Linked DNA regions of Homo sapiens: region 1 is linked to region 2. Evidence: chromatin loops called from intact Hi-C (ENCODE). Cell type or tissue: heart left ventricle. All regions are shown on one strand. Each heading gives the region's core, and the rest is flanking DNA. Links, peaks and the distances in the headings are about the cores only.

The links. A loop is a pair of places that touch in the nucleus more often than their neighbours do. Peaks named below come from ENCODE experiments on the same cell type or tissue, not always from the same donor. Only the 100,000 strongest peaks of a DNase experiment are listed, where the experiment ranks them.
Region 1: it touches region 2 in a loop (3-fold over the local background); 4 of 110 quality-filtered maps call a loop at or near these places.

The regions. Positions count from the first base shown.
Region 1 is chr11:15,971,170-15,974,090 of GRCh38, forward strand. SOX6 (SRY-box transcription factor 6) reads right to left here. Exons shown (of 16, transcript NM_001367873.1): 16 at 1-1,943. The coding sequence ends at 1,640. Among named protein-coding and RNA genes, the nearest start is that of MIR6073, 3.0 kb to the left of the region's middle. RefSeq lists a silencer at 2,900-2,921. In heart left ventricle, for the core only: no CTCF peak of the experiment used is centred there; a DNase peak (open chromatin) is centred at 1,822.
Region 2 is chr11:15,326,502-15,329,422 of GRCh38, forward strand. No RefSeq gene overlaps it. Among named protein-coding and RNA genes, the nearest start is that of INSC, 210 kb to the left of the region's middle. In heart left ventricle, for the core only: a CTCF peak has its summit at 1,387; a DNase peak (open chromatin) is centred at 1,420.

The DNA.
Region 1 (2,921 bases), core at 273-2,772, 640 kb after region 2:
CATCCCATATAGGGAATGTATTCCCCTCCTTCTCCTCCCTTACAGTTTTCTTTCATTCTCTAGATGTATCATGACTATTTGCCACCATCTTTGCTCTGAGGCTGTCATGTGGCTTTTTGCATCCTGGGGATTTTGCAATGAACTCCCTAGATGTGCCAGCTGGGACAAGGCAACTCAGTGTAAAGGTGCCAGCCCATGACAGCTTCACTGAGATTCCTGCATGGCCCACGAGCCTTGGGCTTCAGGTTTGGCCGCAGGACTCTCCTGCCTGGCAGTCACCACTGTTGAACCTTGCTGCTGAATGGAATTCAGGGGGAAATGCCACTGATGCAGACCCTACCACTTGTGAACTGAATTAGGGGAAAATTCTGGCAAAAGACTTGAGGTCACAGTGAACCTCAGGGGCATACCTGTTTAAGTGTAAGACTATATACCTATATCCCAATACACAGCCCTGCAGCCAGATACATACTCATGATTAAAAACAATAATAGGTTTTTAATAATATCTTGGTTTCAGAAATGCTTCCAGGCGTTCTGGGGACATAAAATCACTATGTACACAGGAGAAGGAGGTGAAAAGGACGGAAAAGTTCTTCGGGGAAGGAAGGTGAAAAACAAGAATTATTAAATTAATGCCACCAACAATTGAAAAAAAATAAATAGCAAGTGGACCCTTGACATTCTGGAATGAATAAATTATTTAAGATAAAATGTGTTAAGACTGAATGTCAGGGTTAAAGGCAAAGGGATAATGGATGTAGTGAGAGGTGGTCTCAGGCAGAGAAGACCACTCTGTCGATATCTGGTGTGGCGGTTGCTCTGGTGTGTGTATGTCATACCACATCACGCACTGATGGCACGTCAACAGGCAAACACAATTGGGTCCATGCACTGTGGCAACCTTGTTCATTCCTTACAATATCTTGTCTCCAGATTCCTGAGTACCTTACCATTTTCTGGAAAAAAAAATGTTGGTTTGCTATTTTATTTTAAGATGCCAAAGATTGTCTAAGACTTTGCAGTGTCTCCTTTAAGACTTTCAAAATATTAAGATTCAAAAGTTACGAAAAAGTTTGGCACATTCAAAGTTTAACTCTACAAATGGAAAATTGGAATTCCGAGGCCTTTTGAATATGCTCTACATGCAGCTGCACACGCCGTGGACTTGTTCTGTTTCACAATATGAAATCCTCAGTTGTTTTCTAAAATAATTCAGAATAAAAACACATTCACAACCTGTAGGCCGGCACAGCATACCTGAGTGAGAATGTTTAACCCCATCTAAAACAGTAACTTAAACCTTTATCAACATCCAAAAGAAAAAAAAAGTAAGACAAAAATATAAGACTTGTAAGACATCTACGGGTTGAGATAAGTTTCAAGTCCTGGTGTCTCATATTTAATATGTCTTCACCTAAATTAAAAAAACAACAACAACAACAATAACAATAACAACAAAAAACTCAAGTTCATGAAAAATCAGGGAAAACTTAATCTGTCTCACACTTTACGAAACAATTAAGACCATTCTGCTGATGTAATTGTGGAGCCACAAATGCATGCGGGCTCTTTAATAACTCTTTGTTGGGGAGGGGGGTGAAATGTCAGAGTACTTTAATTCAGCAAACAAAAACTCCTCAGTTGGCACTGACAGCCTCCGGGGCTTCATTTTCACTGCTATAGTCTGATTTGGGGTCATCTTCATAGTCATCATACATTTCCATTTCATCCTCTCCATTGATCATTTCATTTCCAGCTAGGCTTCCGCCATCTGTCTTCATACCATAAGTGCTCTGGATGACCGGGAGGCTGGGCTCCGGGCTGGCCGAGGTGCTAGAGCAGTCAGATGTCATCTGAGGCGATGGTGTGGTAGTTGCCATAGTGATAGCACCAGGATACACAACACCTGTTCCTGTGGTGATTGGAATCTGAGGCTGTTGCCTATATAGATTCAAGAAACAAAATCAGACAAGGGAGAAATATCTATATATGTGCTATGTACAGCATTGGAATTCACACCCTACACTTTCAAAAGGGAGCCCTAAATAAATGTTAAATAACATTCTAAGCAAATAAAATGTGACAAAGGTGTTCCCTGGAGGAGTACTGCAAATCTCCTTGATGCTATGTTAGGGGTTAAACAATATGATGGAGCAATTTACTGATGACTTTGCAACATAAAGGCAGGGTTCTTTTAACTTGGTAAATATGGCAAAGTTTGGATAACACCTGGCATTAGGAACAAATGATGTAGTGAATTCCACAATGTTACATGTGAAATAATTTTTGAAGATCTCCCAGCACATTTTGAAAATTAGACTAGTGGCATGAAACATATTATAATGACACTATTAAGCAGGTTTGTGTCTTCACCTTGGTTTGAGAAATGTATAAATCAAGATGAGAAGGGACCTAGCATGTCCCAAAGAGTGAGATTCAGCAAAGCATTTATTTGTTATTCATGTAAATGTCTACATATTTCCATGGCTGAACTTGTTAGGAATAATCCCTGTGGAAGGATCATCTTGGATGTCATTACTGCTGAGACCCTGGGCTGGAACTGGGGTTGGGATTAAGAGAGTTGGGAGTAAAGAGCAGTGAGACCTCTGCAACTCAACAGAGTAGAGTTGCAGAGTAGACACCAGATACGCTGCCTCACCCTAGATCCCAGAGGGTGGCAAGGCCTGGACACCAGTTCATTCCTCCATAATGTTACCCTAGTTTAAACAAACTTAACAGATCCTTTGTGGAGGTCAATCTCTTCCTCTGCAGGGAGACATGATTACTGTCTCTTAACTTCACTTAAGGCATTATAACTGGTACACAGGAATGAAACATCTACCTAACTCAGAGACTATGGCGAAAATATTATTTTCATATATGCAATATTCACCAAGAGTTTCTCAATCTTTAATGGAT
Region 2 (2,921 bases), core at 255-2,754:
ACTATACTATACTATACTATACTACGCACTGGCTGTGTGACCATGGACAAGTCCCTATCCCTCTCTGGGCCTATTTTCCTCATCCACAAGGTTTGGACTAGGTGATTTCTTTCAGTGCTTGCCATTCCAGGATTCCATTCTTCTATCTCTTTGTCCATTAATTATTAAGAGAAAGAGTGATGGTTAGGAGCTGGCAAACATTGGGGTGTTTGGACATAGAAAGTGAGCACAGGGCAGTGTGAATCAGTGAGGAAACAGTTGGAGAGACAGATGACTAGGAACACAGGTTGGAATCAGGAAACAGGGGCTGTGAATGTCAGAATCATGAGCAGTAGTAAGAAACACAATTTTTACAGCTTCGTTCCATCACTTCATCTTCCAGCTTCTGACATGCTTCCCTGCTTCTGGCTCTAACCTGGCTGGAGTACCCCCAGAAACAACTGCTCAGAAGCCAGATAACCACAGTTTCTTCCCCTTCCATCTCAAGTGGGTCTAAGCCCTGGGCAGGCTTGAGGCAATCCCAGACTAGCAGGGTGTGGACCAGGGGACACTTGGGTAAGGACATGACTGCTCTTCTCCTCTGTGGGCTGAGAGCCTTATCACTCTGGACTAGAACTTGTTCACTTTTCTTGCCCTGGCCTCTCCTCAGGGCCTTTGTCCTACTTGGCAAAGAAAAGTCATAGAATCAGGGACCTAGGAGGACATGAGTGGTCACTGATTCTAGAAGACGGGGTGCTCCTTAAGGCAAGGGCCACACCTTGGTGCTTGCTGAATTCTCAGCCCCTAACAAGATACTGGTTCATAATAGGTGCTCAATCAAACCTCACTGAAGGAATAAATGATTGAATGATTGGCATCAATACATGCTCATTGAAGGAATGAATGAAAAATTGAATGATTGGAACTAATCATGTACAAATGACGAAGCTGAAGTCCAGGATGGCCAAGTGGCTACTGAAAAGAACACTGACTTTGGAGTCAGACAGAGCTGGGGTCATATCTTAGTGCCATTTCTTCTTGACTGTAGCTTTTTAAAATGAAGACAATATGTGCCCTGAAAAGAGCAGTTACGAAGATTAAAAAGATATTGCAGCTAAAGCGTCTAGAATGATGTGAGCACACAGTTTGCACCCAATATTTTTCAGCTCTAGCTCAAGGGTGTCCAGAGTATCAGTGGCAATTCTCTGACCTTTGGAAAGAACTAGGGGCATCATGTGAGGAACCCTTGTTTGAAAGGCTTTAAAGACCCTAGACAACCTAATCTGTGTAGGGCATCTTGGGATACAGCCTTCTTAGAGGGAGAAGGGGGATGGACCAAATGGCCTGGGACCCTTCCCAATCCGTTTTGGGTCTTGGAAACAAGGATGCACTTCTGATCCTGACCATGGGGTGGCACCAGCCCATCAGGTTAGGTAACTCACAGTGGCAGGCAAGGCCTCTTTGCTTCCCAGCAAGGGTGTTGGAAGAGGGTTGGGGTGGGGAATGAGCAGGAGTGGGGGTGGGGGAAGGAGCAGCCTAGAGAGTCCAGGTGTTTGTGCCTCTGTGTGCCAGTGTGTGTGTGCCTTTGTGCATGACTGGGTGGGGGTGGGCTGTAGAAGCATTATGAGGGTGTACGAGCATGTGTGTGAGTGTGTGTGTGTCTGCATGAGCACTAACGATTCAGAGAAAGGAGGCCTTTGTTTCACTCCTATTTATGTGCAGGGAAATCATTTGACGTAAATGAAATTGCTCTGCCCTAAGGATATTGTATATGGCTGTGGATGAAGTTAGGCTTGGGGACGTGGAATTTTCAAGATGTTAGAGGCACTAAAATTTGTTTAGTCAACCCCCCTCATTTTACTCATGGGATAAACCGAGGCTGGATGGGGGCTCTAACCAGGTATGCCATAGACCCTTGCTGGGCTGGGCCAGAGCTCTGGCTCCCTGACGCTGCCTACCAAGGTTTGAGTGTTTGAGCCTTGTGGCTTCCTCAGGACAAGGAGCTGGACCACCTGAATATGATGGGTGACCTCCAGGAAGCAAGCCCCGCAAGATGGGGCTGAGGACCCATTACTTAGTCTCACCTGCATTCAGTGGGCGCTTCTTGGCTTCTCCCTCTTGCACTTCACTCCTCACATCTTGATCCCAAAGCCAGCCCAGACAGGCCCTGTCATCCCCTAGGCAGAACCTCGAGGATAGCAGGCAGGTGACAGCCTGGGAGTAGAGTCCAGATCTCCTGTCTTCTACCCTGTGTTCTTTTCCTGCTGTCATTGCTTCCATCTTACCTTTGGGGAGGGGCTCTACCTGCCTCCTCAGTAACCAGGGGATCAGGCCTCAGGGGCACCAGGCCTCAACTCTGCCTTTTCAAGGAACTCAATGATGTCTCCATCCCTTTAATAAGGACCTTGAGCTATACCCAAGGCCTGATGATGGTCACAGAGATTTAGGCATGCAACTGGTATGCAGCTGGTAAAAATGATGGTGAGCCCCACCATTTGTTTGCGTTTACTCTGCTCTAAGGACTGGGCTGGGTTCTTTAGTTCTGGAGTCAGACTACCTGGGCTTGAAGTCTGCCTCCCTCACTGTCTAGCTCTGTGACCTACAGCCAAATTCCTAACCTCTCTGATTCCACATTTTAAAGTCAGAGATGTCATGTGTGCCTACCAGGGAGAGTTGTTGATAGGCTTAAATGAATTAACACACATAAAGTGCCTAACACTAATGTCTCAATACATGTTGTTACTGTTACACTTTAAATCTTACAACAACCCTGCCCCAAATGGGAGAGAGGATGCTCCCATATTATGAATGAGAAAACTGAGATCCAAGGAGTTGGTGTATTATATATGATTCAAAGTAACAGCTAGCAAATAGCGGGTATGATGCTAAAATCCAAGTCTCGATTCAGACCTTATGCCAGTCCTCTGAAATCCTTTATTGTC